Regions from separate parts of the Homo sapiens genome. Here regions 1 and 3 are each linked to region 2. Evidence: chromatin loops called from intact Hi-C (ENCODE). Cell type or tissue: heart right ventricle. All regions are shown on one strand. Each heading gives the region's core, and the rest is flanking DNA. Links, peaks and the distances in the headings are about the cores only.

Region 1 (11,209 bases), core at 2,156-10,155, 230 kb before region 2:
TACATGAGATTTGGGTGGGAACACAAAGCCAAACCATATAAATTGCCTTTGTCCCGATCTTAAGAGAAAAGCATCCAGTTTATCACCATCAAGTATGATGTTAAGTGCAGTTTCCTTGGACATGTTCTTCCTACGTTGAGGAAGTTCTCTATTCTTAGCTTGCTGATTTTTTTTTAATGAATACATGTTGAATTTAGTCAAATACTTCTATCCATGTCAATTGATAAGATCATAATGTTTGTTTCTTCAGGTTGTTCATGTGGTGGATTAAATTAATTCATATCTGATGTTTAAAGAAGACTCGTATACCTGAAATAAATTCCAGATGATTGTGTTGAATAATTCTTTTAAACATTGCTGGATTCAATTTGCCAGTAATTTGTTGATGATTATTAAATTTGTGTTCAAAAAAGATATTGGTCTGCAGTGCAGTTTTTCTTTCTCATAATGTCTTTATCTATTTTTTGTGTTAGGATGGAATAATGCTGGCTTCAAAGAATTAGAAAGCAGTTTTTCTGCTTCAATTTTGTGAAAGATATTGAGAGGATTTGTTTTGTTTAGTTTTTCTCCCTTAAATATTTGGTAGGCCTCACCAGTGAAACAATGTAGCTTTATTTTTTCAGAGGGCTAGTATTTATTAATTTAATTTGTTTAATAGATTTAGATTATTTGGATTATCTATTTATACTTGTGTTAGTGTTGTTAGCTTGTGTCTTCATTTTATATCAGTTGCCAAATTTTGGGAAACAGTGTTGTACCCATCAATCCTTTACTTTTTTTTAATATCTAGCTGATCTGCAGGAAGCATCCTTCTCTTATTTCTGACATTGGTAATTTTAGTCTTCTTTCTTTTGATCTTGGTTAGCCTGGATAGTAGTTTATCAATTTTATCAATCTTTTTTGAAAGACCAACTTTTGATTATGATGATTTTCTCTATTGTTTTCTTGTTTTCAATCTCATTGATTCCTGCTCTAAATTTTATTATTTCTTTTCCTCTGCTTGTTTTAGGCTTAAATTTCTTCTCTTTCTCTACTTTTTAAGGAGAATCTTAGATTATGGCTTTTACATTCTTTAAATATATACATTTAACGCTATACATTTCTAATCACTGTTTTTGTTGCATCACAAAATTTTGATAGGTTATACTTTTATTTTCATTAAATCAAAGATCATGTGTAATATCTCTTCAGACTTTTTCTTTGACACATATTATTTAGAAGTGTGCTGTTTAATCTTTGAATACTTGAAGAAATTCCAGCTGTCTTTATGTGATTTATATCTAATCTAAATCTATTGTGGTCTGAGAGTACACATTGCAGGATTTCTATTATTTTAAATTTGTCTAGTTGTGTTTTATTGATCAGGATGTTGTCTACCTTGGTGAGTGTTCCATGTGAGTCTGAGAGGAATATGTATTCTGCTGTTGTTGGGTCGAGCATCCTATAAATACCAACTAGATCAAGTTGATCAATAGTGCTCTTCAGGTCAAATTTATCCGTTCCGACTTTCTAGTCTACATGATCTGTTATTTACTCTTTTTTTTTTATTATACTTTAAGTTTTGGGGTACATGTGCACAATGTGCAGGTTAGTTACATATGTATACATGTGCCATGCTGGTGTGCTGCACCCATTAACTCGTCATTTAGCATTAGGTATATCTCCTAAAGCTATCCCTCCCCCCTCCCCCCACCCCACAACAGTCCCCAGAGTGTGATCTTCCCCTTCCTGTGTCCATGTGTTCTCATTGTTCAATTCCCGCCTATAAGTGAGAATATGCGGTGTTTGGTTTTTTGTTCTTGCAATAGTTTACTGAGAATGATGATTTCCAATTTCATTCATGTCCCTACAAAGGACATTAACTCATCATTTTTTATGGCTGCATAGTATTCCATGGTGTTATTTACTCTTGAGATGTCTTCAACTGTAAATGGTGACTTTGTCTATTTCTCTTTGCAGTTTTGTCAACTTTTCTCCTCATGTATTCTGATGCTTTGTCCTAGTTGCTTATACATTTAAAATTATTATGACTTCTTGGAGAATTTGGCTCCTTATCATTATATAATGTCCCTCTTTATACCTGATAATTTTCCTTGTTTTGAGTCTGCTTTGCCTGAAATTAATATAGCTACTTGTTAGGACTGTATTTTCTTTTCCTCTCTTTTACTTTTAGTATATCAATGCCTTTATATTTCAAGTAAATATTTGGTGCACAACACATAGTTTTTTTGTTTTTTGTTTTTCTTTTTTTTTTTTTTTTTTTTGAGAGGGAGTCTAGCACTGTCGCCCAGGCTGGAGTGCAGTGGCGCGATCTCCGCTCACTGCAAGCTCCGCCTCCCGGGTTCACGCCACGCCATTCTCCTGGCTCAGCCTCCCGAGTAGCTGGGACTATGGGTGCTCGCCACCACGCCCAGCTAATTTTTTTTTTGTATTTTAAGTAGAGATGGGGTTTCACCGTGTTAGCCAGGATGGTCTCGATCTCCTGACCTCGTGATCCGCCCGCCCGCCTCGGCCTCCCAGAGTGCTGGGATTACAGGCGTGAGCCACCGTGCCCGGCCCACACATAGTTTTTAATCTACTCTGTCATTCTCTTTTAAATGGTGCTTTTAGAACATTTATATTTTAAAAAGTATTCAGATAGTTGGAAATATATATGCCATATTTGAAACCGTTTTCTATTCATTGCTTTTATTCTTTGTTTTTTTCTCCTTAATTTGGTTTTAATTATTTTATGTAATTCCATCTTCCCTCTTATCAGATCAACTATACTTTCTTTTTTAGTGGTTTCTTTAGAGTTTGCAATATGCATTTACGAGTAATCCAAATACACTTTCAAATGAAACAATATGGGTAATTCAGGTTTGTTTTAACAGAATATTCTCAATCCTTCCCTCCTATTCCTGATAAAATAGTTGTCTTTGGTGTCACTTATCCAATAACAGATATCGGAATCTATTATATTAATTCTGATAAAGAAATATAGAAGATTTTATTATGTTATTTATACTATCTCTGGTGCTTTTCCTTTCTTTTTGTATACTTGAGCTTCTGACCTATATTATTTCCTTCTTTCTGTTGAACTTAATTTTTTTTTTTGCATGGTAGTTGTGCTGATGATGAATTGTCTCAGTTTGTCAGAAAAATTATCATTTCTCTTTCGCTTTGAAGAAAAATTTTCTTCATAGAGGACTTTTTTTTCTTTCAGTACTGTAAATGTTTTACTGTATTTTTTACCTGACTTCTTTCAAAATGTTCATATTGTCTTTGGTTTTTCCAATTTGGAATATAATAGGTATTGATATTTTAGGTGTTTATTTCGGTTGGTGTTTAGTGAACTTCTTAAATCTGTGGTTTAGTATCTGACATTAAATTTGGAAAGTTGTCAGCCATTATTGTGCCAAATATTTATTCTGCTTTATTCTCTTTTGCTTCTCTTTATTGTAATTACATATATGTTCACTGATTAAATTGTTCCATTGCTCTTAATTTTTCTGTTTTTTCTCTTTGTATTTTGGTTTGGGAAGTTTCTATTCACATCTCTTTAAGGTTGCTGATTCTTTCTTTACCTATGCTCAGTCTACTGATGAGCCCATCAAAGACTTTTTTTATTATACTTTAAGTTTTAGGGTACATGTGCACAACGTGCAGGTCGGTTACATATGTATACATGTGCCATGTTGGTGTGCTGCACCCATTAACTCTTCATTTAACAATAGGTATATCTCCTAATGCTATCCCTCCCCCCTCCTCCCACCCCACAACAGGCCCCGGTGTATGATGTTCCCCTTCCTGTGTCCATGTGTTCTCATTGTTTAATTCCCACCTATGAGTGAGAACATGCGGTGTTTGGTTTTTTTGTCCTTGCGATAGTTTGCTGAGAATGATGAAGCTGGAAACCAAAGACATTTTTCATTTATGTACAGTGGGTTTTTTTTTTTTTTGCTTCTATCACTTCCTTTGAGCCTTTCTTTGAGCTTCCATCCCTCCGCTTTTATTAACTATTCATCCATTCTTGTCGTTATCTCATTTTTCCACTAGAACCCTTATTATACTTTTGCAGTTATTTTAAATTCTCCGTCTGATAATCCCTAAATCTGTGCCATATCTCAATATGGTACTAATGCTTGTTTTGTCTTTTTCACTGCATTTTTTCCTGCTTTTTACATGTCTTGTAATCATCTTGAACCCTGAAAATGATATATTGTGTGATAGGTAATGAAGTAAATTGGCCTTTAGTGTGAGGTTTTATGTTAATCTGGCTAGGAGTTCGGCTGTGTTTAATGTTTGCTGTGGCCCTGGGTGCCAGAGGCTTTAGTTTTCCCCAGTGTCTTTGTTTTTGTCTCTCTTGTTGTCTAAATGTTTTCCTGAGAACTCCTTTTTAAATAGGCTCTGGGTATTGGCAGCTTCTTCAGCTTTAATTCAATGCTATTGTACTGAAACCCTGATGATGTATGACAACATAGTATGGAGCAGAGGACACACTGTATAATCCTGTGAATAAATCTCAGGCTCTTAGTGGTCCTGTGTTCCTGGAGAGGGATTTTCATAAATGTTTCCTACATTCACTGCCCTTCTCCAGCCCCACTTCTTAAGTGGGACGGAAAGAATTGATGCTACTAGAATTGAGTAATTTTCCTTCCTCCTATGTCAGATAAGGTTATGGTAAAGTCTTTAGGCCTTTGTGATGGAGAAGGCGCTGGGCATATTCCAAATGAGTTACTTTTCCCTAGCCTCTGCCAAAGACACAAGGTGATTTTTCTTGGATCTTTCTCCATGAGAACCTGATGGCTCCTGGAGATAAAACCCACAAAAAAAAAAAAAAAAAAAAAAAAAAAAAGAGAAGGCTCCCTGTCTGTGGCCCTCAGCAGTTTCTCACACTCAGGTTTGTCCACCCTCAGTCTCCAGCTGTTTTACAAAATTACCACTTATGTGTTTATGGCTCTGTGGGCTTCTGCTCCTGGTAAGCTGGTGTCAGTTATGTTTCTCTGTATTTGTGTGTCACTCCAGATTTCTGGGTGGTGACGTTTGCTGGGACCTCGATTCTCTCTTAAATCTAAGAATGTCATTGATTGATTTTCATTCTGTTCTCCATTTTATTTGTCATAATAATAGACTGATAACATTTAAAACTTCACCTGTTAAAGCCAAAACCAGAAATACCTTTACTTTCATTTTTGAAAGATAATTTTGCTAGATATAAGATTCTACATTGACAAATGTGGTTTTCTATCCTCCATCAGCATTTTAAACATGCCATCCATTGCCTTTAACTCTTCATTGTTTCTTATTAGAAATCTACTCTTAATCATATTGGCATTACCTTGTACATGACAGTACACACTGTCTTTTTTTTTTTTTTTCCTTTTTGCTTTCAAGGTTCTCTCCTATTTTTACTTTTCAACATTTGGACTATGACATATCTTCATGAATCTCTTTGTTTTTACCCTCTTTGAAGTTTACTAAGTTCTCGGATGTGCAGATTACTGTTTCTCACCAAATATGGGTTATTTGTGGCCATGATTTTTCAAATTTTTTCCACTCCTTTCTCTGTCTCTTCTCCTCTGGCACTATCATTATGTGTATATTTGTGCATACATAGTGCCTGACATATCTCTCCAAATCTGTTCATTGTTCTTTATTATTTTTTCTCTCTGTTCTTCAGATCGCATAATCTCTATTGAGTTATCTTCAAGTTCACTGATCCTTTTTTCTGCCAGTCCAAGCATATTGCTGGAACCCTTTAATGCATTTTTTTTTTTTTGAGATGGAGTCTCGCTCTGTCACCAGACTGGAGTGCAGTGGCATAATCTCGGTTCACTGCAACCTCCAACTCCTTGTTTCAAGTGATTCTCCTGCCTCAGCCTCCTGAGTAACTGGGATTACAGGAACATGCCTCCACACCCAGCTAATTTTTGTATTTTTAGTAGAGTTGGGATTTCACCATGTTGTCTGGGAGGGTCTCAATCTCCTGAACTTTTGATCCGCCCACCTCAGCCTCCCAAAGTGTTGGGATTACAGGCGTGAGCCACCGCGCCTGGCTTGCATTTTTTTAAATTGGGGTATTTTACTTTTCAACTCCAAAATTCCCATTGCCCATTTTTTACAATTTCTATATTTTTATTATTATATTCTACTTGAGGCATTGTTATCTTATCTTTAATTGTTCAAAAATAATTTTCTTTAATTTAAAACATTTTTAATAGCTGCTTCAAAGTCTTCGCTAAGTACACTAACTGAGTCTTCTCAAAGCTTTTTTATGTAGCTTGTATTTTTTTTCCTGAGTATGGGTAACACCTTGTTTCTTTCCATATTTCATAATTTAGTTTTTAAAACTGAACACTTTAAATAATATGAAAATTTATTTAGTCATATTAAAATAATAACATTATAGCAATGCTATATACTAACTTTCTCTACACTCCGGGGCTTTCTCTCATTGGTTTTCTTCTTTATTGACTTGAATGGATTGAGGGAAGCCTACCTCCCTTGCAGTATGCATCCTCTGATGTCCCCACTCAACATTTTTTTCCTCATTTTTAATCTTTAAACCTGGCTTCTTAGGGGCTGTACCTGGGTCAAAATCACTTAGTGATCAGCCACTGATTGGTCAGAAGTTTTGCGTAAGCCTCCTAAACCAGTCAGGTTTTCACTTTTGCCTGTTGGATTTATGTGTGGCTTAGAGGTTGCTTTCACTGTCTGGGGATATTATGAGTTTGACCCATGTTTATCCAGGGACTTATAACTCAGAAGGTCCCTCTCCACTTGCTCCTCAGAGGAAGGTGCACTTGGGCATAAACACACATCCTGAGCAAAAGGAATTAATTACCGTGATTCTAGACGGGCTCTTTTATTGTTTCTTCCCTTGATTTCTTTATTAAACTTATTGGTGGTCTGCCTTTATTGGTATTACACCTACTCATTCGTCTTCACCAATTACTAGCTGATTTATCCATGTTTTGATCTCCTTCGTGGGCCCCTTGGTGGGGCCAGAGTATTACCAGTCTTTGTGGCTTGCTCCTATGCTCCCCTGGGCAGAATGTGTGCATTCTAGAACAAGGGATTGGGGAAATGAGTAACTTATTCTTCACTGGCTGCCTTATTTTGATCTTTCCTATGGAGCAGGTGCTGTGTTGGGGGAAAGGGGATGACACCACCTGGTTGTCACCACCATCCAATGTCGATCTTCCACAGCCCAAAGATGGAGGGGATAAGATCTGTGTATTTTTACCAGCTACTGAATCCACTCAAAACAGCTCTCCAAAGCCCCAAAGCCAGGAATGTGGAGTATATAGGAGCTACCATTCCATTGCCAAGCCCATTGGAGCAGCTTTCATGCAGGACATGAGGATCTTACTCTTTATTCGTTCGCCACTCAGTTACACCTTACAAATGGGAGTTAGAGATAGGGGAATAGTAACTGCCTGTTCCCATTCAATATAGGCATTGCCTATCAAGGAAAAATGGAACCCATCAATGTTAATGGGTGACTGAATTCAACTAGAACACTTATTCTACACCAGGGAGCTGAGGAGACAGGAACTGCTGAGCTTACTGGAACAGCTCTTCCATAACAAAGAGCTGCAGGGAAGGAGGCTCTCGCTAGACTGAATGTCATGGCCTCTCATATTCTTACCAAGTTTTTAGAGATTGTGTTCAACAAATGCTTCTCAGTTTCATGTAAGTTCTTTGAATAGTCTCCAAAGACCTTAAATATTTGTCCTTTTTAATTTTGGCCAGATTAGTAGATGTCTCTTTGGGAAAGAGATTTCTCCAAGCTCCTCACATCACCACTGCGGAAATCTCATCTACAAACCACACATTTTAATTTTGATAGTTATTCTCTGACCTTCCTCTAGAATATAAGTTACTTGAAGGCTGTATTTTATCTTTTCTTGTTCGTTTGTTTGTTTGGTTGGTTGTTTTTCACTATTAGAAGAGTAACTGGACATAGTAGACATTCAATAAATTTAAATAGGAAAATAAAAATTCCTCTCCTAATAGTGTACATAACTAGCTAATTCTACCAAATCCTTTCACTGAGAATAGTTGGAAAAGATATTTTTTAAAAATATTCTTAAAGGTATTGAAAAGCTAATAAGAATGAAGAACTATCAAATCAAGATACAGATAAAATCAAAGGGTTAATAAAGTTTTTGTTTGTTTGTTTTTGTTTTTATTTTTTTCTCTTAGGGACATATGCCAATTCCTGAGAAGCTGGGTGGGCTTCTGAGAGTATCACAGGGCAAGAAATTGGTTACTGTAATCTGTGGTTGACTATGTCAGGACTGGCAACCTTTTCTTCTTTTGGTTGGAACAGTTGCCTTCTATAGTAAGGTCAAAATAAGATTATGCAGAATGACAATAACCTTGCAAATCAATTGCTGGTTTTTGAGAGTTTTTTTTTTTAATCATTTCTTTTATCTTTCATTTTAGCATGGCGTTTTTCAAATTGCCAAAATGTTAAGAGGATGCCCCACAAATCTATGACACGTCTATAACAGAAAATATAGCATAAAAATAGAAATTAGAAACCTCACTACTTTTCCAGTTTTGAGTATCTCCTGGGTGTGTATTTCTGGCAAGTTCTGATTTATTATTGTCATGCCTTCTGTCCTTTGTAGGTGACACCCCTCAGCACTATGGCAGACAGATTTTTTCAAGGAGCCTAGGTTAGCTCTAGTTTAATTTTTCTCGGATTGTGAATTTTTATACATTGCTTCCCTACTCCATATCCCTTAGCAGCTTGGTAAACAATACTCCTGTGTTATTTTGTTGTCTTTGTTTTTCCCCGGGAAAACTGGATGTGCATCATTTCTTTTTGAATGGGTATTGGAACTAATTTCAAGTTCTACTCATGTGGTTATTGTTGTTATTTCCCTTCCTCTTCCAGTTTTGATTTTTTTTCATTGCATAGTTTCCTGTGGTTCATTTCCATCCCACACCCTGCAAACCACTCCAACACAATCCAGAACATTTATTCTTGTTCTCCCTGGAGTGTTCCTCGCCATTCTGCAGAAAGTTCCTTGGGTTTGGCGTCTCCTTATTTCCAAATGCATAACAGTGCCTTCCAATTCACAGCTACCCATTATTCCCAATTTCATCATCACTTTTGCCAGATGCCAAGCCCACCAGCAGGCAGGATATTTACCTCAGGGCACTTACCATTATAAATTGCAAAGTCTGTGGTGATTTAGTGTCCATACTCAGTTTGAAAACAATCAGCAAACCTCTTTATTCAATTAAGCAGTAACAAAACAGTAAGTGCGTAATAGTTATGTTATTCACTCCATTATTTATATCAACAAAAAACCCAGTTATGTCAGTTAGATAAGTGCCAAATTATTGTAGAAATTTGTCCCAGGTGGAAGTGAGTTCTGGTGTTTTTTCTAAAAAGTCAGAATAGGTAATAATTCCATGATCATTAATATAAATCTGTTATGTGTTCAGACCAGTGCAAATTTTCTGGAACATTTTCATAATTTATAAGACACTCAAATTTTCTCAGAGAACCCTGTATCTACACAAGTGTTATTGTTGTAATTTGATTTTAAGGTGAAACCAGTGCATTAATAGCTTTTCAAAAAAAAGATGATGAAAAAGGCATACATCAATTGTAAAGCGTACCTTTATATCAGATATATTAAAATGTAAGCCAATGTGTACTTCAGGATCAAGAACACACAATAAAACCTTCAATCTCTTATACAACAGCACGTGTTGAACATTTCCTGACTACCAGGAACTATGCTAGGAATTGGACACACTCAGGTTAGTAAAACAGCCTAGCTACTGCTCTCAAATTATGCTCAGTGAAGTGGAGGAGAAGAGAAAGTCAATAGATAATTGAAACACAAGGTGTCAGGTAAAGGCTTAGTTCAATATCAAGTGAAGATTTTTGAGCATCGTGCCAGACTTTCACTGTTTAAAAGATTTAAAAACAAAAAGCATGTGTTTCAAGTCAAGGATAAATGAAGAAAAAAAAAAGAATAAGAAAAAAAAGAAAAAAGCAATCCGTAACCCTAGGCTGGAAGTGAAGAAAATGGGACAAAGGAATCAATGGAGCTGAAAGGGTATGCTGGCCAGCAGGACGCTGGTAGAGGTGAAAAGCTGGGCAAAGCAGCGCACCAGGACCCCCTGTAAATGCCATGGTGGGCTTGGGGCATAGTGAACCTCTTCAAGTAGCCTGAGGATAAAACTTGAGAAGTAAAATTAATTCGAAACCTCCTAACCAACTGAACGGACCATCTTTTGGCCAGTGGGACCCCAGAGTAACCTTGAAAACTGAGTTCTCCTCCATGAACTGAGCTCAGACAGGCCTCCTCATGCCTCCTCCCTCGCTAACCACCATTAGCTTTTCTTCCTTAAGGGCTAAACAGACACCAGCCCTTTAAGAAGATTCCACCGCTGACATCATCCAGTCTCCTGATGCTTCCCCTACTCTTTTACCTGATTTGACACCACCAGCCATGGAGTGGTTCTGACCAGACTACAGAGAATGCACAGTGAGGGTTTTTGCATGTTCTGCTTCACCTTTTGATGTCAGAGGGCCAAAAATTCCACCCTCTGATTTAGCATTTTTTGTACATGGAAGCTGTCTGTGAAAGGGTAAAAATGCAACTGCCTGTGCATTCCTCCTCTCAAAAATATTCATGACTCTTTTTTATGGCTGCATAGTATTCCATTGTGTATATGAGATCATGTCTTTTTCAGAAACATGGATGGAGCTGAAGGTCATTATCCTAAGCAAACTATCACATGAACAAAAAAGCTAAATACATGTTCTCACTTATAAGTGGGAGCTAAACTTTGAATAAGTGTGAACACAAAGGGAATAGACACAGGGGCCTACTTGAGGGTGAAGGGTGGGGAGGAGGAGGAGGATTCAAAAACTATCTATTGAGTACTATGCTTATTACCTGGGTAACAAAATATTCTATACACCAAACCCCCATGACATGCAATTAACCTACGTAACAAACCTGCCCATGTAACTCTGAAACTAAAAGTTAAAAAAAAAATTATGACTTCTTCTATGACTTATTAAATATGTATATTTGGTCACCCTATTCAGCATTAATTTCTGTTCCCTTTGCCCCTTCTGGCCAGAGGCTATGCTCCCAGCCTGTCAGAATGACAACCTTGCAGGCTGCAACCCTTTAAGAGAAACAAAGCTCTCCTCTCCACATTTATGAGCCTGTCATCCTCATTC
Region 2 (11,209 bases), core at 1,822-9,821:
CCATCTCTGAAGCACTTCTGGAGAGTGATTCACATTAAAACAATAAAATATTAACCATAAAAACTTAAGAAGGTACAAATCATGGGGATAAAAAATCTCTTTAGTTCGGCCACACACTTTAAGAGAGGGTGTTAGGTAGATTATGAGGCACTGGATTCCCATTCCATAAAATCTAGGACACAGTTTGGGACAAAAAAGAGTGTATTTGACTGATGGAGGTTAGAGGGTTGGCTTGCAAGCAAGCAGATCCTAACGCTCAGAGCACAGCAGCCGTCACGTGTGCTTTATCCAGATCCATCAGTTCTACAGAAAGAGGTTGGTGATGGAGACCAAAACCAAAAATCTTACAAAGCCAAGCTACAACAAAGATCATGAAAATAATGATGAGAGCTACCACTAGGCATCAGTCACAACTCCCCTCTCCCCTAACAAAGCATAGCTGGCTTTTGAAAAGTAACTTTGATCTGTATCTTATTCCAACTAAGATTTTTTTTTTTCTTTTTGAAACAGAGTCTTGCTCTGTCGCCCAGGCTAGAAAGCAGTGGCAGGATCATAGCTCACTGCAGCCTGAAACTCCTGGCCTCAAGCAATCTTACCACTCCAGCCTCTGAAGTAGCTGAGATTATAGGCATATGCTGCCACCACACTTAGCTAATTTTTTTTTTTTTTTTTTTGAGACAGAGTTTCACTTTTGTTGCCCAGGCTGGAGTGCAATGGCTCGATCTTGGCTCACTGCAACCTCCACCTCCTCTGTTCAAGCGATTCTCCTGCCTCAGCCTCCTGAGTAGTTGGGATTACAAGCATGGACCACCATGCCCGGTTAATTTTTTTGTATTTTTAGTAGAGATGGGATTTCTCCATGTTGGTCAGGCTGGTCTCAAACTCCCGACCTCAGGTGATCCGCCCGCCTCGGCCTCCCAAAGTGATGGGATTACAGGCGTGAGCCATCGTGCCTGGTCAATTTTTATTTTTATTTTTTGTACGGTCAGGGTTTTGCTGTGTTGCTCAGGCTGGTCTCGAACTCCTGACTTCAAGAGCTCCTCTTGCGTTGGCTTCCCAAAGCACTGGGATTACAGACGTGAGCCATCACACCCAACCAGATGTTTTCTAAAGATCACAAATTGTTGTATTTGCTCATCTGCTGGGAAGATTGGGCTCAAACTATGGCATGATAATGGTTAACAATATAACTCCCCTATGTAACAATTCCCTTACGACTTCCTCTTGACCTTGGGCAAGGCTCAAAGCCCTTAGCCTAGCTGTTAAGGCACTTTGAAACCTGACCTTGAAGGCCCAGGGTACAGGAGAGAGAAGGAACTTGAAGAGGACACACTTGGGCTGAAGTGTACATTTTGAATCATAGAATTTGTGTTCTAAATCCCGGAAATCAGAACCAGAAATCTTAGGCAGTATCTCAGCTGGATCAATAAAAGAATAGATGAATGAGCATATTACTTCGAGCTATGGAGTTGCTGAAAAACTAAACCAGATTGTTAAGAGAATAAAACTTGCTTCCCTCTGCAGAGTGAAACTGTAAGTGGAAAGAATGAGGCAGAAATTTTGCTTTTTATTACTAGCTCTTCATTACTATCTTTAAAATCATAAATATGTATTACCTTGACAAATTTCTAAAATACGGCACAAAAAGCAAACCGAAAACAGGTTTTTGAGCATTTTATGATATGTGAGACTCTCAAGTCTTTGTGCCATGTACAACCTTAAATGATTATAAAAGAACCTCAAAAAGCAGCGCAGTGGCAGATGCCACTTCTCAGATTAGGACACTCAACAACTGGCATAAAGTCCCAGAGTTCAGCAACTGTCCAAGCCCAAAGCTGAGGCAGCTGCACTAGGCCACACTGAATCCTCATATGTGGCCTTTTCCTGGGGCTCTCACACTCATCCTGCCTCCATCACACCCAGCCCCAGACATTCACTGCCACAAGGATGAATCACTCACTACTGTGTCCTGGGCTGGTAGGACATGGACACTGGGAAACAGGGATGGAAGGAATGCCACCCCCATGTCAGGGGGCCTTAGTTCTCCCTGCACGCCTGGTTCCAGGGCACTCCCAACCCAGACTCCACCCTGACTTTAGGTGATGTTGCTGTGAATAACTCCATAGCGGGTTTGAACCATTTTCAGATGACTTCCAGCAAGTGTGGCTCCTATAAGATAAAGCTCACACTTCCACATGAGTACCATCTGCAGCCCCCAAACACGTATACCCTCATGTGGGAGCAACTCAGGAAAGTGCTGGAGGGATGCAGCAAATCAGCATTTATTTATTTAATTTTAATTTTTGAGTTAGAGTTTTGCTCTGTCACCCAGGCTGGAGTGTAGTGGCACAATCTCGGCTCACTGCAACCTCTGCCTCCTGGGTTCAAGCGATTCTCCTGCCTCAGACTCCTGAGTAGCTGGGATTACAGGTGCCCGCCACCACACCCAGCTAATTTCGGTATTTTTAGTAGAGATGGGTTTTCACCATGTTGGCCAGGCTGGTCTCAAACTCCTGACCTCAGGTGATCTGCCCACCTCTGCCTCCCAAAGTGCTGGGATTACAGTCGTGAGCCACCAGGTCCAGCCATTTATTAAATAACCTCTATGTGCCAGGCACTGAACCCAATTTTCACCTGCATTAATTCATTTCATCTCACAACAACTTTATTCACTAGATTCTTATTACTATTCATAGTTTTACTGGTAAGAAAAGAGAGCCTCAGAGAAACTAAGGAAAATGGCCAGAGTCCCAGAGCCACTTCGTTGGAGGATTGGACTTTAATTCTAGATTATTCTAATCTCAAGTTTATTCTACCACGTCAGATGACATCTAAAAAGAGACACTTTGGAAAGATAGGCTCTTCTATACGGCTCTGGAGAACTGACTGTTCTTTTTTCATTTGAAAACTTGTCTTCCCAAGAGTCGGAGGTTCCCCGTGAATACAGAGAATTCCCTTAGATGTGTGACCCTTGGTGATCTCTAGCTAAGCACCAATGCACGGGAAAGTGAACTGCCCGAACTCTGATGCCTTGTGTTGGGTTTATGCAACAGAATGCTTTTGTTCTGTAATCTGCACTCCCAGGAGAAAAAAAAGACCGAACAAAATCCTGTCTTCTTTAACCTGCAAAAGCCATGACTTGCAGCAGTATTCCATCTACAATATGAGACCTTGAAATGCAGGCTTTAGAAAAATGTGTTTTCCATTCTTCTTCATAGCCAAGTCATTACAACATGTCCATTCTCTAAATGAGATGAAACAGGAAACTTCCTGTTGGAAAATTTTCTGCATCCTTGACCCTGCCCCTGGATTTCAGAGTTTACAGAAGGCTAAAGCTGGCGGAAGCCATGAAGATGTCCCATTGCCCCTCTCACTTCTCACTGGCCTTCATCATTTATGTCTTCATTTGACAGTTTGTGTTGTCTCTGCATTTGTTCATATCCCAGGATATACCGCTACACACCTCCAGGTATGTCATCCTAGGAAACAAACGGGCTCAAGCCATTTCCAAACCTTCAACACCCCAAGGCAATTAAAACAAGACAAAACGAAGTCCCTGGTAACTTCTGCATGGTACAGGGCCGGTTGTTTCCAGCATGGTTCACAAGCCCTTAACATATGACCACAGTATTGCTACCTTACACACCTCCGCTTTCCCCCTGGCCTCAAAATTTTTGGTTCTAACTTCTTGCCCTTCACCAAGTACTGTGTCATTTTTCACGTGCCTAAGTCCTTACATGCGCTCTTTTCTCTGCCTAGATTGTCCTTCCCCTTATATTGTGCTCAAGAAATAACAAAATGCATGAATGAGTCAGAGCACAGGGTATCTAAGAGCTTCCCCAATAGTTGGCTCCAGGCTTCCTACGTGTGCCCATTGGAGGCCAACCATACATCATTCTGCAGAACTCACACACTGTGTGCTACTTCCCCTGACTTGCTGTGTCATCCATCCCTGCTGGACCCTGAAGTACAGAAGGGCCACCAATCTTTAATCAAACACATATATTGAAATGTGCTCCTGTTTATTAATGGGAGAGCTTTGATTCTGATGATGGGCTCTGACTTGTATCAGCTGGACGAGCTTAGGCTAGTTGCCTAACAATATCTGCCTTCATGTTCTCCTCTATGAACCAGGAACAATAACACACCTGGCAAAGGGCTGTAGTGAGGATTGATATTTGTAAATACTTAGCACTGTCTGTCATAAAGAAACTCTTCCATGAGTGAGTGATCAAAGGGTATGGCCCTGGGGTTAGAGCACAATTGAACTAACTGGAGGCCCTACTGCTTAGTGACTGGATAAACTTGTCAAAGTAAACCATTTAAGCCTCAGTTTCCCCACCTATTAAATAGGAGTGAGGTGGTTGCATTTTCCTTGGGATTATGCATATTAGACACATAGCACTTACAAGGTACTTTGAGTGGAAGCTAACATGCAACAATAATAGCAGCTGCAGCATGCACCATGCTTATCAGCATAGGAGCTGCTCCATGCAGTCTCACTTCAGTCTGTGCTCAGGAATGCTTACTCTTAGTAGCACCAATTCTGCTGTCATCACCGTCATTGTCATCATTATTCCTTTCCTAATCATCGTCACTGTCATCAGCAGCAGCATCATTATCACCATTGCCATCATCATCTTCATCATCATCGTTGTCATCGTCAACATCAACATCCTCATCATCACACATTCACCCTGACTCCTCAGTCTTCTCATCTTCGTTCCTCACCTCATTACTACACTTTGGTAATGTGTGGTAGGCCCCAGAGAATCCAGCCTTGGCCCCTCCAGCCGTGATAAGCACAGTTTGAAGGATCCTGGCCACTCTGCACCACAATTTATGACACCATTCCTTCGAATCAGGATAGGTGGTTGGGCTCGTCACATCTAGCTCACTCTCCTCTAATTCTCCCACAAAATACTAGTCTTATGAGATGCTTTAAAAATTAAAAAATAATACCCTTTGGACATAGTATGAACTATATATTATATCTTTTCCTTGAGATATGTTAATTCCTTTTAGCATATTAAAGGACTGGAGAAATCCCACAGTAAAGAAATATATTTAACTAGTTAATCTATTTAACTGAAATAAAACAAATAACCTTTATCATCAATGATTTCCTAAACCGACTATGAACCTTTCCCCGTGTTTGTGTACATGTGTGTAAAATGCAACAAGAAGGGCTGTGTGCATGCTCTCCCCTTTCTATGTAGACATATGTGTGTGTGTGCATATGTGTGGGGTGCTTCATGCCTTTTTTCTCAGTGTGTGCATGCATGTAATTATGTACTAAGACATACCGAGTGTGTGCCACGTGCTTTCTTTCTGTACATGTGCATGCACATATATACATGTGCTAAGCCATGGGAAGGAGGTATTACACGCCTTTTTCGTTCTGTGCAGTCATGTGGGTGTGTGTAAGTGCATGTGTGCTATACTCCATGCCGTTTGCTTTATAACATTTCTTCCACCCTCACCTCTTTGCCTTCTGTGCTTAGAGTTTCTTTCTTGTTTCAAATGGTTGAATATCAATGTTTCTGTTCTTTCTGACTCTTTCCATCTTTTTCTTCTATTCTATTAGCAAAAGAAAAGTTACCACAAGGGATGGGAACAAGAAAGATAACATTGTGTGCCAAATTGTTTTCCTGCTCTGTTTTTACTCTGTGGGCTCATCTGGATGTCAGTTTTGTTGTTGAACTCATAGGGTTAATTACCTTCCCCTGTCCCTCTTATCTCTTTAAAATCTCCTGAAATCTTTCCATTCTTGGAAAATGCACACACACACATACACGCACTCACTCTTACTCACATACATGTCCTTAGATGTCATGTCCATGGGCCCCAGGTTAAGTGAGATGCTTCACAAGTACAGCGGCTGCCACATTGGTCCCTGAATCCTCAATGCCAGCACAGGGCCAGGCAGACAGTAGGTGAATGTGGAATGAATATGTGAATTAATCAGGAGGGCCAGTGGGGGTCCATTTATCTTTAAGATCATGTGTTGTGTTACTTGGTCAGCAACATGTTTAGGTGGAAAAAGTTAATCTGCTTCAGGTTTCTTGAAACATCCAGGAATACTTTCCCTCAGTCTCTTTTAAAAATGTTTGTTATTATTCACATAAATTCATCCTGCTTCTTTTAATAATTCAGGCTTCTACCACCTAAGGTCAGTATGTACAGTTGCATAGGCTGTGCACTGTTTTTGTTCAGGGTGTCTGGCCAAAGAGAGGAGAGAGAGCTAAAATTCAAGCTTCTTTGCTGGGGCAGGGTAGGTCTGCCTTGAGGAGGAAGCACCTGCCTGCAGTGCTGTGCTTCCCCAGGGGGATGCTTGCTGTAATCTGCACAAAGAAGCAGGGTGGATTCGCCGTGAGCCGCCTACAGGTTACGTAAATCCCTGGGCTACCGTTCTCCAAACTCTAGGTCAAGTTGAGGAAGATGGACACATGCCACCTTTTCATTATGACTTGCTGCGTAGATCAGAATGGGAAAATATTCTGGAAAGAACATCAGCAACAGACACTAGATTTAAGTAGACTATTTCAATCTCCTTTGGTGCTTTCCTACCTGAGCACAGAGTGGGTGAGATGTGGATTTGTGTTGAGGACAGAGAGCCTGAGAGCAATGAAAAGGAAATCAGGAACAGAGGCTGAGCCAGCCACGGGTGGCCCCAGGGGACATCATCATGAACATGAAGCTTTCTGGAAGGCTAGAAGTCGCACTCAGTGGGTGTTTGGGTCTTTATTGCACATCTGTAGTTCCAACCCTTTTCCCTCCCAGGAACTCATGGTGTCCTGTAGTTCTTGTTTACTTTTTCCAAGTGAGAAATCATTCTGCCTTTCTGCCTGCTAACTCCTTTCCTGATGTGAAAGCTCTTTCCCCAATATCAGATTCTCGCTGGCCTTTGTCTTAAAGCAGCCACCATGGAGAACAGGTAGGAACTCGGCTCCCATTCACATGGCCCCTAGCCTCAAAGAAGTAAATTATATCTGTGGGAATCCCTGCTCAGGAGCCCTGCTGACCACACATCTCGCATCTCAGGGCTCTGTTGTGGAAAGGTCCCTCGCAGGCATGACCCACCAAGAATGTTGCCTTTGTTAATTACACCAGTTAACATTGTTAAATGTTTACCATGCCCCAGGCATTGAAATGGGCATTTTACCTTCATTCTTTCATTTGTCACCACAACCCTCTCAGAAGTTACTTAGCATCAGTCTACCTCAGCTTTCTCTTTTATAAAAGAAGAAAACAACACCTGTATTGTGTGGCAAGATTGCTATGATAATAAGAACACCACATTAAAAATACCCAGCAGGGCACCTGGGGTGCACCCAGCTCTCAGCGAGCTGTAGGAACTTCTTTGCTATGACTGGGGCCCTCTGTAAAGTCACATAAGAACAAAATGCAGACATCTGGGCTATATTCAAACAACAGCAAAAGATTGTTCAACATTGGAAGAGCTGGGTTTAGGTGATTTTTTGATATTTTCCTCTTGTGGCCAAATCATATTTGCTGGGTTAATTTTCAAAACTTAGAACAAATTGTCATCTAGTAACTTTTAATGATCTCAGCTTGAGTGTGTTTCCTGCTGTTAGTTCACTCGGAATGTTCTGGGCTGTGTATCAAATGCATTCTCATTGTGTGGTTGCCAGAGAGGAAAAATGCCCATTGTCTTGGCTGTGGCTATTTTTATTTAAATTGCAGTCCAACTTTTAGAAAGTCTTAAGGGTCATAAATGTGAAATGGTGGACAAAGTGCTTTTGAAAAAAAATACATTGTTTTTATTTAAAACAAAAAGTAATGCATGCTCATAAGAGCAAATTTAGGAGACACATAGTATAAAAGAAAAAAAATTAGTTCCATATAGGCCTTTTTCTAAACACAACCACTATTAACTTTTTGGTGAGTTTTTTAATGCAGTTATATAGACAGATATATAGATAGACAACCGATATACAAACAGATTAGATATATATATATATGTGCATGGGTATATGCATATAAATGACAATATATCTCTGGGTAGCTAGTTAGTTATAAATTACTTGCTATGTATAACTGGGGATATGCATATACGTGTGTTGTCAGTGTCATCTGTGTATATATGCTCCTTACAGAAGGTAGTTAGGCATGAGAAGGGCAGGAGAGGCCCCCCACCACCACCCACCAGGAATGTCAGGTGATAGGCGGTTGTTAAACTATCTTTCTAAAATCATAATTGGCCGAAGCCAATGCTCTGTGGTTGTTAAAACTGTTTCTCTAAAATAACAATTGGTCGAAGCCAATGCCAGGGAAAGGCAGTCTCCTAATAGATAGAAAACACCTGAAACAGGTGATCAGCAGCTTCCCGATAAGATCTCAGGAGTTGGGCGAGCGTGCTCAAGCATGTGCATTAAGAGGCAGAATGGCAGACTTTAACTGGAATATGACCTTCCTCTGGGAACTCTCGACTGGTGAGGGAAAGACGCCTCAAGTGAGCATGTGCATAACTTCAGTAAACACACTGCACATGCGCCCCCTCCCAAGTGCTGGCAGGCCACTGCACGTGCAGACAGTCCACGCAGGGGAAGAATCAGGGGAGAAGTAATGCAACCCCAGAAGAATTGCTAACATATAAGACCCCAAGTCAAAGGTCAAACCATGCTTTTAAATCTCTCAAGTCATCCACTTGGCCCTCTTCCAAGGGTACTTCCTTCCGTTCCAGCTCTAAAACTTTTTAGTAAACTTTCACTCTTGCTCTAAAACTTGCCTGGGTCTCTAACTCTGCCTTATGCCCCTTAAGTTGAATTCTTTTTTCTGAGGAGGCAAGAATTGAGATTGCTGCAGACTCATACAGATTCGCAACTGCTAACATGCACACACACACAAATATAAATAATATAAATGACTGGATGTTTGGAGATAGAGACGTAGAGCTAGATGTGTTGAATTACCTTATGAACCTATGTTTTTAAACCTAAAGTTCTAGCAAAAGCATTATTTTATATATTATAATGCTTTTCACGATTGTCATTTCAACATCTGCAATAATAAATGCAATACCCAAAATAATAATATTTCATAGTTTGGAAAAATCACAATTCCAATGACACCTTTTTCTACAATTGGAACTTGAAGTATTTCTCTGGCCAATATTTCTTTAAAGTGCAGAAATAACATCTCTTGCACAAAGGTTTTTAAACTATTTCTTCTTTAGTACCTAAGTTGCTGGATGAAAGAACATGGTCACTTTGGGGGATCCTAGATACATCATAATAAACACTGATTAATCATTGATTTCATTGTTTCTAATATTGTTTGACTATTCTCGTCAGTACACTGACACTTCATTTCCTGCATTCTCCCAAATGCAATTCCTATAATTTTCAAATGAGAATGCTTTTGTGTTTACAATATTAATATATATTCAGTAGGGTTTAAATGCATTAAAGTAGAGTCAAGCAGTCGAGAAAGATTTACTGATAATCTATGTCATGCAAGCCACTTTGCACCTTAAGAAAGAATTCAAGGAAGTGTTGCAGACATACCTCTTCCACTCAAGATTACGGTCTTGTGAGAAGTTTGCCACATAGCCATACCCCATGACGGAAGGGCATTCACAGTACTTACCAGCATCACAGTCTCTTCAAGTTTTCAGAGTCAGAGAATATTCCCTGAAAGACCCCAAACCCAAATGGTGGGTTTTCAAAGACTGGAGAATGTGACAAGAAAAATTGCCTACAGAAGTTCATGGAGAGCGACCATGAACTTCATGAGGAGTGACCTCATGAGCTGAGGATTGACAGGAAGGTTTAAACAGCAATGGATGAGGACAGGTGGCCGAGGGATCAGCACACCCAGGAAGGGTGTAGACTCTATCATTTGGGCTGCAGGGAAGGATGGGGAGCAGCATCTTGAGGGGCTTCCTGAGGGTACTGGGAGCCTGAGAACTTCTGTGGGGCTGCGATGTCAGGGGACTGTCAGAGCAGGAGCTACAGAACAGGCTTTAGCTCAAAGAGCACCACTGGTCATAGTCCACAAGTCCCCAGTTAGGAACATGGAGGGAGGAACCAGTGTGGTAAGTGACACATCCAGGACAGGAGGAAAGAGAAGGCTAGAGAGGCAAAGTGTAGAGCACAAGGGAGTTGAGCTTCCCTGGGCCGCAGCATGAGGAGGCATCCAGCATGGGTCCCAACATGGACATGCCAGAACACAGTCCACCGGCAGATGATCTGGTGAGTTTCCTGAAGTGATTTTCCCTCACAGACTTAACTACAGGGTATTTAAGAACTCACAGAAACTCTTGGCCTCCTGCTTCCCTGTTACCAGCTGAGCCCTGAATCACTGGGCTCATGAACCTGCTTGGTCAGAATCACATCTGGGTGATGCAGAACAGCAGTCCCCAACCCGGAAAATTAGACCTTAGCCTCTTTAGTCACTGCATTGCAAGCCATCCTACAGGCCACCCCTGTTTGTCCAGAACGAGCAGGTCCCTGGTGTGGAGGACTTGGAGGACTGACCTGTCCTGAGCACCATTACCAGGATGAGGTGGCTGTATCCCCAGTTTCTCATCTAGGTAAATGGACTATGGGACTTACTATACAGGGTTATGGTGAGCATTAAAGCATAGAAGGTTTGAAGTGGCTCAGAGTGGAGCTAAATGGAAGTCCATTCCTTTCTTTATCTTTCACAGAAATCTGTTGTTATTTTAGTCATAGCAGCAAGGAATAAAAGCATCTTTTTTCCCACCCTGTCTGGGAAGAAAAATTAAATGTGGCTGAAGAAAAGAGGCCAAGAGTGGATAACTAAAATGATTGTCACAGTTACTTCTTTCCTGAGCAATTCTCCTAGTTCTGCTTAGGAAGTTAATTGTATCCCAACCACCTAAAAACCTCTTGCATATTCAAGTTGCAACAAGGTTGCCGTAAGCAACATGTTTTTTGAGACTGTCAAGTGTGTGACCCATTGGCCACTAGGATTCTCAAAGAGCTTGTTGGAGACACCAGAGGGATGGCAGGAGAGGCTGCTGCAATCTACATCTGAGTGCATAGAAGAGTTCAGTAGAGTCACTCCCTAACTGCAACAAGGAAACCAGAGAGCATGCATTATTCGTGGGAGAATATGAATACAGTTGTAGGAGGAGTCACAGCAATGTAAAATATTTGTGAATGATAAAGGAGTCACTTTGAGTTATTCCCAGGACAAAGCAAGTTTTCTTCCTATCCAA
Region 3 (11,209 bases), core at 1,748-9,747, 260 kb before region 2:
GTGAGTTTCTTTATAGCATTTCATTTTCAATAGTCACCACTCTGTTGGTTGCTCAATGATTGCTGTCTTCAATTGAGATGAACTAAAAGTTCTAGTAGATTAGAAGTCAAATAAATGTGCCATAAGGAGAAAACAACAAAAATTAAATCTTTCTAAATAGCTTTCCTTGCAATATAAATAGTTTTTTTATAATATCTAATTCTAACATGAAACTAAAATCTAGAGTTTGCTTGTAGTTAAGCTGAATTAAATTTCCCTTATATTAATAAATATTCTTAGCATTATAACCACACTTTAACTGCTCTTAATTAAGTCCTAAAACCACTTTTAAATATATATTATATATATATATACAATTTCTCCATAAGTGATATGCCCACATAACAAAACAAGGTACAGAAAAGAAACAAATCTGAAGAAAATGATTATAATTGGTTTTCCCACAGTTTGAGTTTTTCACATTGGAGAACAAACAATGGGTAAGTGAGATAAAAATGCCACAAGAAAGCCTAACAAAATTATTCATTAAGCAATTCAAACTGTGTTATACATATATAATGTGAAGTTAAGAACGTGTTAGGATGATATCTGAGGAATACACTGATAAATGTATATGTATGTTTTACTTAGCTTCTAACTAGATGAGCCTTGTCAGATCACAATGAGTAAAGTTCTACAAAGAAAATGCCTTGCTTACAAATTCACAAAATGTACTTAGAAATCTAAGAATAATAAAATCTAGCAGAGAAGATGAAAGCTGCTTACATTAAAAGGGATACTTAGAAATTTTATTTCCGTCCTCAAATTTTGGTTTCCTCACATACAGGATTAAAAGTTACAGCTACTTGCTTTGCAAACTCCTTTACAACTCTTAAAATATTTGATTCTATAATTAAAATAAATTATAAGTGGTAAATAAACATCAATTAGAGAAAAACTGGTTTTCAATAAGATGACAAAGAAACTTTGGGAAGAATTAATTACAGTATCTTTAGAAAAGAGTTGGGCATTAACTACTAAATTCGAATGCAAACATTTCCTAAGACTCAGTAATCTACTTCTAGAGAAATGCATGCACATTTGCATCAAGAAACATGCAAACAAATGTTAATTCAAATGTTATCTGTAACATCTCAATCTTGGAACCAACTCAAATATCTAAAGACATTTATAGAATAGATAAGTACATTGTGGAATATTTATTATCCTGTGCAATAGGATAGTACTTGGTCACAAAAACAAACTGCCTTGATGTAAGATAATTTAGATGGGACTTAGAGAGATAATATTAAGTAAAATAATTCACACACAAAATAATGCATCCTGTATTATTCAAGTGAAATAAAGTTTAGAAACAAGCAAAACTGAACTACTGTGGTAAAACTCAGGATAAAAGAGGAGTGATCCAGAGGACACAACTAGGGGATGCAGACTGTAGGCTCTGGCAATGTGTTGATTATTTGGCCTTTGTTATGGTTATGTGAGTGTTCTCCTGTGATGATTTATTGATCAGTATATTTAGCATGTTTGGGGGATTTTTTTTTTACTTTATATTTTCTCTATATGGGCTTCACTTCACAATAAACAAAAAGAGTTTTGTTCATTTTTGTTTTATTTTGTGTTTCATTTTCATGGAAATGAATAAATACATAATACATAGTAAATGTAGCCTATAACAGTCACAGAATTAAGGCTTCATGGATACAGAATTGCTGGGGAAGCCTGGATCCTAGGGCCAGGAATGCTAAAATATACTATACTTAAAACTGAGAAGCTCTGAAGCTCTAGGACCTTGTAATCCTGCTTACTCACAGTGGGAGAGAAATGAGATTGGTGTCTATAAAATGGGATGTGGTTGCTGCAGGACCATTTTCTGGGGATTTTGGACCAACCTAGTTCTCCCTTTGTTTTGCTTGTAGTTTTCAAGAATAACTATAGTATGTGCTGGGAATGCAACATTCTAAAATTAGCAAGGAGCAGGCCAGAACAATCTGTGCTCTGTTCCGGCCCCTCTTCCCCCAAGTAGGATGTCCTTCAATTCTTTAGCCCAGCTCACAAGGCCCCAGAGTATACAATCCAGGGTGAGCTGTCTTTCAGAATCCCTAAGCTGCAGTGCAAATGGGGCACATAAAGAGGAGACACCATCTGCCCTGGGCAATTTTCTCAAGCTTTGGGGGACCAGCTCACAATGGATCCTAGGCTTCTGTTGGCACATGTTGCCAATCTGTACTTAATGAATCCATTTCATGTAACTTTCTGGGCTTGAGGGTTCTGTCTCACCAAACTCAGACAAGTTGGTAACCAGTGCACAGCAAATCGGCTTCACAGTTGCTCAGATGCTCATTTATAAGCTTGCATTTAAAACATGTCTGTAATAAAATGAATGTGAGATAAATAAACTAAGCCTACAAGTGGACATTAAGTAATTGACTTAGAATTTCATTCTGAAGAAGTAGAGTGTTAACTTATGGGAGCCCCTACAGGGGGATACACCTTGACACAGCTGACTTCACACAACCATTGCTGAAAGAAAGACATGTTGATTTTGCCTCAAATCAATCAATCAATAAAATATTTATAAATACCATAAAACCCCAATTTTTAAAAGAATTGTAATGCAATGTAAACAAGAGGGAGGCTCAATCCAAGCCAGCCCTTCCTCTCTCTCTCTCTCTCACTCCATAGTCAGCCTTCCAGCTGGCTGCATGGAGCTTGGTAGGTGGGATCAGGGTTTGGGTAAGGGTAAAAGGGGACATTTTTAAAGGATGCTGTTTGGCAGATGGCTCACTCCTCTAGGACTGGTGAAGCGAAGCGGCAGCAGGCATGCTCAGGGTCTACACATAGGTCTGGTCTGCAATGAGGAAGCCTCTAGGATAGACATAGAGGTTACTCTTTTTTCCCTTTTGGGCTAATGGTGAAACTTCCAGAATGCAGCATGAGGCTTTTGGTACTAACTCCTCCACCATTAAGTCCATCTGAGGATGATGACAGAGAGACAAATATATTGAGGGAGGATTATGCTCTAGGTGTAGACAAACTGGAAGACAGAAAGTTGTGTTAACGAATGTTCACATTACTTTTGAGGAGTGTGTGTGTGGGTGTGTGTTCTTGTGTGTCTGTGATGTATGTGTTTTAAGAGATTAAAAAAAGAATAATTGTATCAGAAAATATAGGCTGCCCACTTGAAGCCTTCTCATAGCAAAGAGTAATGAGGGCCTTGCAAGTCTGCCTGCCTTCTTGGTTCATTGGTTCCTATAAATACATGGATTTGGAAGAAGTATCAAAGATACACATTAAATCTTTTTTACATATCATGTATTTTTCTCAATAGATTAATAATGAACAAAACTCCTTTAGTCCTTCTGTATTTTATTTAGTTACACACAACATTAAAAACCCAATAAAAAAGAAAAGAAAAATATAACTCTTCCAAAAGTCGAATTTTTGATTGGTCCACACTTGCCCTCTGTCCCAAGATCCTTTTTTCCAGGATCTAACATAATAGGTCTAGTTTTACATTCTTTTTTAGTGCACTGTTTATATTAATATTGGCTTGTAAATGCTTGGCTGTGATAGACAGCATGTGAAGCTCCCTGTGATCTCTGAGTGGCTATGGTCTTGAATCCTGGGGATGAGCACTAATTTTCATTGTCATTACTCTATTGCACAATTACTTTTCCTTGTATTGCTAATAAGCAGCTTGTCTCTGGTTATACACTCTCACCTAGTTGGATTTTTTTTTCCACTGGAGTAAGAAAAGCTACATGAAGCAAGTAGAACAGAACAACTTGTTCCCTATGTGCTGGCCATTGGCCTGCGTGGGCATCCAGCCCTACCATGGAATATCTTTTCTGTAAGCAACAATAGAACCTCATTACAACTGGGATGCTTATGACAGGGCAAGAAGTCTCATAACTATGATTTTTTTCCTTTGTGCTACTCTTTCTACTGATCACTAGCAAACCTCCCCCCAAAATTGGGTATTGTATCTTTCCCTAAAGTTATCCACTTATCCATAATCTTCTTGAGCCAAAAGTGACTCCAGAAATCAATGTATTCAAGCAATATCATTTGATAATGTTGTTTATTCATCTAAAGTGAACTAATTATCTATCAAGATGTGAAAGTCTTATGGTATGCCCAATTCTTTTTTTCAAAGTACAATGAATTTCTTCAAAAGACTGTAACTGTAATGAGCCCTGAATTTCTACAAACAAGCTCATCCAAGAAATCTGTATACTGTCCAACACTCACCCTCCCAAAACAAAACTGGTCATCCCAGCTTCGACTCATCTATTATTTTATACAACAAATGGGAGAGATTTCCAGTTGTCCAGGCACTATGCTGTTTGTTGGGATTATAAAAATTCACCCAGTGAAAACATCCCTGTCTTCACAGTTATATTCTACTGAGCAAGGAACATATATAAACAAATAGTTACAATAGGGTATCAGAATGTTAATGATATAATTCAATACAGGGTAAAAATGAATACAGATTCAGCATCATCAGTTATTCCCTGGAACATCAGAAAAGACTTTAGAGAGTGTTAGTCACAAAACAGTCTAAATGTTCAATAAGAGTTTTTAGTTATGAAATGGGAAAGTGATCTCAGGAGAGATGTGACTAGATAATCTATGGTAGAAATTACACGATGACCTTGGGAAACTAAACTAATTGGGCATGGTCAAAATTTAAAATCTGATCTCTATTGCTATGAGAGTTGAGATAGGAGAGACAGGCAGGGGACTGGTAATGGGGACATGCTAGGAGCTTTCACTTCCTTCTCAAATCCTCCTCAACCTCACACAAATAGAGATTAGAGCCTTATGTCCCTAAGCTGCTTAAGTCTTCAGCTTTTAAGACTCCATAGTATACTATTCAAATTTCATAATCATACATTACAATGTGTTTTCAAGGACTATTATTTTATTTGTCTGAAACATTCTCTCATGGCTCATTATTTCACAACTGATCTTCGTGCATAAAACACTGTTTATGTGTAGCACATTCTATGAAACATAAAACCAATGTTTCCAAAGGCACTGTTTTATCATGGCTCATCTAGATTCCAAAGTCCACAATAACCCGGATGATCCATGTGGTCATATCATGCTCTTCACAAGTACATGCCTCTGCTTTATAACACTTGCAACAATATTGACTCAACTGTCCCAATTCCAATTCTTTCTGGGAGTGAGGGATTATGCTTCTCCTTGCTCTCAAACTCCATTCTAAGTCCTGAGTTTGTTCATTCTAAGTCTAAAAAAAAAAAATACATAAAAGAGAAACAACCCTCTTTATAACTTCAAAATACCTCAAGGTCACCAAAAATCTTACCTCTAGTATGAAGGACTTGACAATAATATATAATGACTACTTAAACCACAGGACTCCTAAATTCCATCAGATTAGAGGCTGTTACCTTAACATTTGGTGCTCAATGAGCATTTACTGAATAAGGTGAATAACTGATTAATCTCCTACCTTGTTCCATGAGGGCAGGGATCATACCTGATTTATTCCTGGCACTATGTCTGGCACAAAACAAATGGTTAATAAATGATTGTCAAATGAACTTCCCCTTTTCTTATGACACAAAACACAACCTTATGTTCTTGGTACATGATATACATTATGTTCTTCGTACATGATTATCACCACAGGACTACGTTATTTTTGCTGTCTCCTAGTGCCTTTATTTTATGAATACATGTCTTCTTCCTCTAACAGAAGGCAAACTTGTCATTATTTTCTTCTGCTTATTCAATGCAGCAAACATTCACTGAGCCTACCAGTTCTGTTATGCATTTAAAGGATACAACAATAAATAAGATGTAGTGACTCAAGGAACAAACTCATGAAACTAACATGTTAACACCTGATGAACACATTGTGTCCCAGAAAAGTTGATAGGAAAAGATGTTTAATTCTAATGAAGAGAAAATGGAAGACTCTGGAGAAAGGGTCTCTTGATTTGGCCATGTGGATGCAAGAACATCTATGAACAAAAGGGGGCAGCAAAGTTTGGGAACGTCTAAAAAAATGAGTGTAACTAAGATGTAGAATACATGAAAAAGAATAATGAGGGGAGAGGTGGAGCAAGGTGGCAGAATAGAATGCTCCACTTATCATCTCCCCAACAAGGACACCTATTTAACAACTATCTACACACAAAAAAACACCTTCATAAGAACCAACAATCAGGTGAGCACTCACAGTATCTGGTTTTAACTTCATATCACTGAAAGAGGCACTGAAGAGGTAGGAAAAACAGTCTTGAATCATCTATGCCTCCCCTCCCTCATCCTTTGGCAGTGGCTTTGCAGCATGGAGAGAGAATATGTCCACTTGGGAGAGGGAGAGTGCAGCAAGTGTGAGACATTGCATTTAATTCAGTGCTGCTCTGTTATAGCAGAAAGCAAAATTGGACCAAACTCAGCTGATGCCCACCTACAGAGAAAGCCTTTCAACCAGCCCTAGCCAGAGGGGAATCACCCATCCTGTCAGTCAGAACTTGAGTTCCTGCAAGCATAGCCACCTTGGGCTGGAGTGCTCTGGGGCACTAAGTAAACTTGAAAGGCATCTAGGCCACAAGGTCTGCAACTCCTAGGCAAGTTCTAGTGCTGAACTCAGTTCAGAGCTAGTGGACTGGGGCGGGGAGGGGTACATGATGTACTGAGACACCAGTCAGGGCAGCTAAGGGAGTGCTGGTTCCACCCCTCCTCTATCCTGAGGCTGCAGAGCTCGTTGCTCCAATATAGACCCCTTCCTTCTGCTTAAAGAGAGGAAATGGAAGAATGGGGAGGAATTTGTCTTGCATCTGGGATATCAGCTCAGCCACAGCAGGATAGGACACTGGTCAGAGTCATGAGGCCCCCTTTTCAGGCCTTAGCTCCTGACCAACATTTTTAGCCACATTCTGGGACAAAAGGGAAACCACCCCCTTGAAGAGAAGAACCCAGTCCTGGCAAGATTCATCAGTGGCTAACTGAAGAGCCCCTGCACCCTAAATAACCAGCTGATACCTATGTAGCATGTCATGAGCTTTGGATGAGATCCTGAAACTTGTTGGCTTCAGGTGAGACTCAGAACCTTCCCAGCTATGGTGACTATGGGGAGAGATTGTTTCTCCTTGAGAAAAATGGAGGAACAAGTAAAGGAGACTTTGTCTTGCACATTAGGTACCATCTCTGCCACAGCGGGGTAGAATGTCAAACAGGCTCTTTGGGTACCTGAGCCAAGGTATCGAGACCTTGGCTCTTAGATGGTATTTCTAGACCTGCTCTAAGCCAAAGAGGAGTCCACTGCCCTGAACGGTGAGTCCCACATCAGTCAGCATTCACCATAATCTGACTGCAAAGCCCTTGAGTCTTAAGGAAACATTAACAGTAGCCTGGCAGTACTCTCTATGGGCCTGTGGTGCAACAGCCATGGGGTGAGGCTCCTCTGCCTTTGGAAATGGGAGGGAAGAGTTGGAAGGACTACATCTTGTGGTTTGAGTGCCAGCACAGCTCCAGTACAATAGAACACAAGGTAAACTTTTAAGTTTTTTAACTCTCATCCCTGGCTCCTGGACAGCATATCTGGACCTGGCCAGGGAACTCACTACCCTGAAGGAAAGGACACAGGCCTGGCTGGCTTTGCCACTTGTTGGTGGTAGAGCCTCAGGGCCTTGAGAGAACATAGATGGTAGCCAAAGAATGGTTCCAGCAAGCCTTGAGTGAGACCCAGTCCTGTGTTAGCTTCATGTATGACCCAACACAGTCCTAGTGCTGGTGGCCACAGGGGTGTTTATGTCACTACACCCCTAGCTCCAGGCAGCTCAGAACAGAGAGAGACTCCATTTGTGTAGTAGAAAGTAACAGAAGAGAACAAGAGACTCTGCCTGGTAATCCAGAGATTCCTTCTAGATCTTGTCCAAGACCTTCAAGGTGATACCTCTATGAGTCGGCAAGAACCACAGCACTACTGGACTTTGGGTGCCCCCTAATGCAGATACAGCATAGATCACAACACTTAAGTATTTTGGAACACCTGGAAAGACTTCCCAAGAAGGATGAGTACAAACAACCCTAGACTGTGAAGACTACAGTAAATACCTAACTCTTCAATGCGCAGACACCAACAAACATCCACAAGCATCAAGTCCATTCAACATAATATGACCTCACTAAATGAGTCAAATAAGACACCAGGGACCAATCCTAGAGAAACAAAGATATGTGACCTTTCAGACATAATTCAAAATAGCTATTTTGAGGAAACTCAAAGAAATTCAAGAAAACACAGAGAAGGAATTCAGAATTCTATCAGAGAAATTTAACAATGAAATTGAAATAATTTAAAAGAATTAAGCAGTTCTGGAACTGAAAAATGCAATTGGCATATTGAAGAATGCATCAGAGTCTTGAGAGCAGAATTGATTAAGCAGAAGAAACAATTTGTGAGCTTGAAGACTGGCTATTTGAAAATACATAGAGAAGACAAAAGAAAAAACAGTAAAAAACAATGAAGCACACCTACAGGATCTAGTAAATAGCCTCAAAAGGGCAAATCTAAGAGTTAATTGGAATTAAAGAGAAAGATAGGAGCAGAAAGTTTATTCAAAGGGATAACAACAAAGAACTTTCCAAACATAGAGAAAGATCTCAATATTCAAGTAGAAGAAGGTTATAGAATACCCAGCAGATTTAACCCACAGATGACTACCCTCAAGGCATGTAATAATCAAAATCCCAAAGGTCAAGGATAAAGAAAGGATCCCAAAACAGCAAGAAAAAAGAAACAAATTAATATACAATAGATCTCCAGTATGTCTGGTAGCAGACCCAAAAGATATTGGCATGACATATTTGAAGTGCTGAAGGAAAAAATATTTTACCCTAGAATAGTATACCCAGCAAAAATATCCTTCAAATATGAAGGGAAAATAAAGACTTTCCCAGACAAATAAAAGCTGAGGGATTTCATTAACATCAGACCTGTAGTACAAGAAATGCTAAAGTGAGTATGTCAATCAGAGAGAAAAGGACTTTGATGAGCAATGAGAAATCATCTGAAGGTACAAAACTCATCATTAATAGTAGGTGACCAAAAACCAGAATATTATAACACTGTAACTGTGGTGTGTAAACTACTCTTAGGTAGAAAGACTAAACAATTAACTAATCAAAAATAATAATTCCAACAATGTTTCAAGACATAGACAGTACACTAAGATATAAATAGAAGTAGCAAAAAGTTAAAACTTGGGGGGAAAAGGTAAAGTGTAGAGTCTTTATTAGGTTTTTTTCTTACCTGTTTATTTATGCAAACCATGTTTTTATCAGCTTAAAATAATGGGTTACAAGATGGTATTTGCAAGCTTCATGGTAACCTCAAACCAGAAAACGTTTAACAAATACAACAAAAAATAAGAAGCAAGAAATTAAATCATATAACCAGAGGAAATAACCTTCACTAAAAGGAAGACAGGAAGGAAGGAAGGAAGGAAGGAAGGAAGGAAGGAAGGGAGGGAGGGAGGGAGGGAGGGAGGGAAGGAAGAAGGAAGACACAGCCGCAAAACAACCAGAAAACAAATAACAAAATGGCAGGAGTAAGTCCTTACTTATCAGTAACAACACTGAATATAAATGGACTAAACTCTTTAATCAAGAGTTTAATCAGAATTTAATCAAAAGATCTTAACATATCTCACTGTTTCAATTTAAGTGTTTAATAACCATCTCAAAATAAACTCTTTCAAAATTGAGTTTCTTGATTTTCCCCATAGGATTTCTATTCAACTAATTGTTTTGATGTCAGTGAGAAAGCATCACTGTTGTCCACTGTGTTAAAAACAAAAACTAGAAAATATCCTTTATTTCTCTCAATATCATATCCCATATCCAGTTGCCATCAAGTCCATTTGGCTCTATCTATCCATAAGTTGATCATTTTGTATAGTCTCCACGTAGACAAATTATCAAATTATCTACCATTACAAATCTCTTTGCTTTCCACTATTTTTCATATAGTCTATTCTTAGTCTTTGCAAAGCAGCCAGTATGATGTTTTTAAAACAAAACTCAAGGCAGAGCCAGGCCAGGTAGCTCACGCCTGAAATCCCAGCACTTTGGGAGGTCTAGACAGGCAGATCACCTGGAGTCAGGAGTTCAAAATCAGCCTGGCCAACATGGTGAAGCCCCGTCTCTACCAAAAATACAAAAATTAGCTGGGAATAGTGACATGTGCCTGTAATCCTAGCTACTTGGGAGGCTGAGGCAGGAGAATCACTTGAACACAGGAGGCAGAGGTTGCAGTGAGCCAAGACTGTGCCATTGCACTCCAGCCTGGGCAATAGAGTATTTGCAAGTTTCATGGTAACCTCAAACCAGAAAACATACAACACGCACACACACACACAAACTCAAGGCATATCACTTCTCTTTTTAAATCTCTTAGACTCTCCTGCACACAGGAAGGAATCTAAGGTTTCCCTATGGGCACCAGACTCCATGTAATCTAGTCTTTGGCCACCTCTGATCTCATCTGCTAAAATCATTTCAATCTCTCCTTACTCAGTCCATCCCAAGCCATCCCTGGAAGGTTTCATCCCAACTGGTTCTCACATCCAGTCTTTGCACTTCAGCTGTCTGTCCCTTGAATGCTTCCACAAAACATAGCAGGGGAACTATTATTTAGGCCTCTGTTCAAGTATCACCTCCTTCAAGTGGTCTTTCCTGAGTGTCCACTCTAAGGAGCCTCCCTTCTGTCACCATTTAGCTGTATTTCCCTTTACTTACAGCAAAATTGTAACTAGATAATGCATTACATGTTTTTCTGTTGCATGTATATTCTGTTTCTTTCTCATAAATGTAAACCCTCCTATGGCCCAAATCTTCATTTGCCTTTTTAACTCCTTTATCTCCAGCATGTGGAGCACACTTGGTACACATTAGGAGCTGAAATGCTCCATAGCTGCTGAATCAGTAGCACCAACATGTGTACCCACCACCTTCTCAAGTGTGGCTTTATAAGATGTTCATCATGGTTGAGTGAGGATAAGGGAAAGAATAGTCTGTTTCTTTTATGATATGGTTTGGCTGTGTCCCCATGCAAATCTCATCTTGAATTCCTATGTGTTGTGGGAAGGACCCTGTGGGAGGTCATTGAATCACGGGGGCAGGCCTTTCCCATGCTGTTCTGGTGATAGTGAATAAGTCT

The links. Peaks named below come from ENCODE experiments on the same cell type or tissue, not always from the same donor. Only the 100,000 strongest peaks of a DNase experiment are listed, where the experiment ranks them.
Region 1: it touches region 2 in a loop (2.0-fold over the local background); 3 of 110 quality-filtered maps call a loop at or near these places.
Region 3: it touches region 2 in a loop (2.0-fold over the local background); 4 of 110 quality-filtered maps call a loop at or near these places.

Annotation. Positions count from the first base shown.
Region 1 is chr7:46,798,107-46,809,315 of GRCh38, forward strand. No RefSeq gene overlaps it. Among named protein-coding and RNA genes, the nearest start is that of SNORD151, 660 kb to the right of the region's middle. In heart right ventricle, for the core only: no CTCF peak of the experiment used is centred there; no DNase peak of the experiment used is centred there; H3K27ac peaks cover 2,494 bases.
Region 2 is chr7:47,032,476-47,043,684 of GRCh38, forward strand. All of the region lies in intron 2 of LOC105375268 (a long non-coding RNA gene), which reads right to left. Among named protein-coding and RNA genes, the nearest start is that of SNORD151, 430 kb to the right of the region's middle. RefSeq lists an enhancer at 6,621-7,403. In heart right ventricle, for the core only: no CTCF peak of the experiment used is centred there; DNase peaks (open chromatin) are centred at 6,666 and 7,646; H3K27ac peaks cover 4,531 bases.
Region 3 is chr7:46,770,958-46,782,166 of GRCh38, forward strand. It overlaps the pseudogene EPS15P1. Among named protein-coding and RNA genes, the nearest start is that of SNORD151, 690 kb to the right of the region's middle. In heart right ventricle, for the core only: a CTCF peak has its summit at 6,007 (motif pointing right); a DNase peak (open chromatin) is centred at 3,817; H3K27ac peaks cover 637 bases.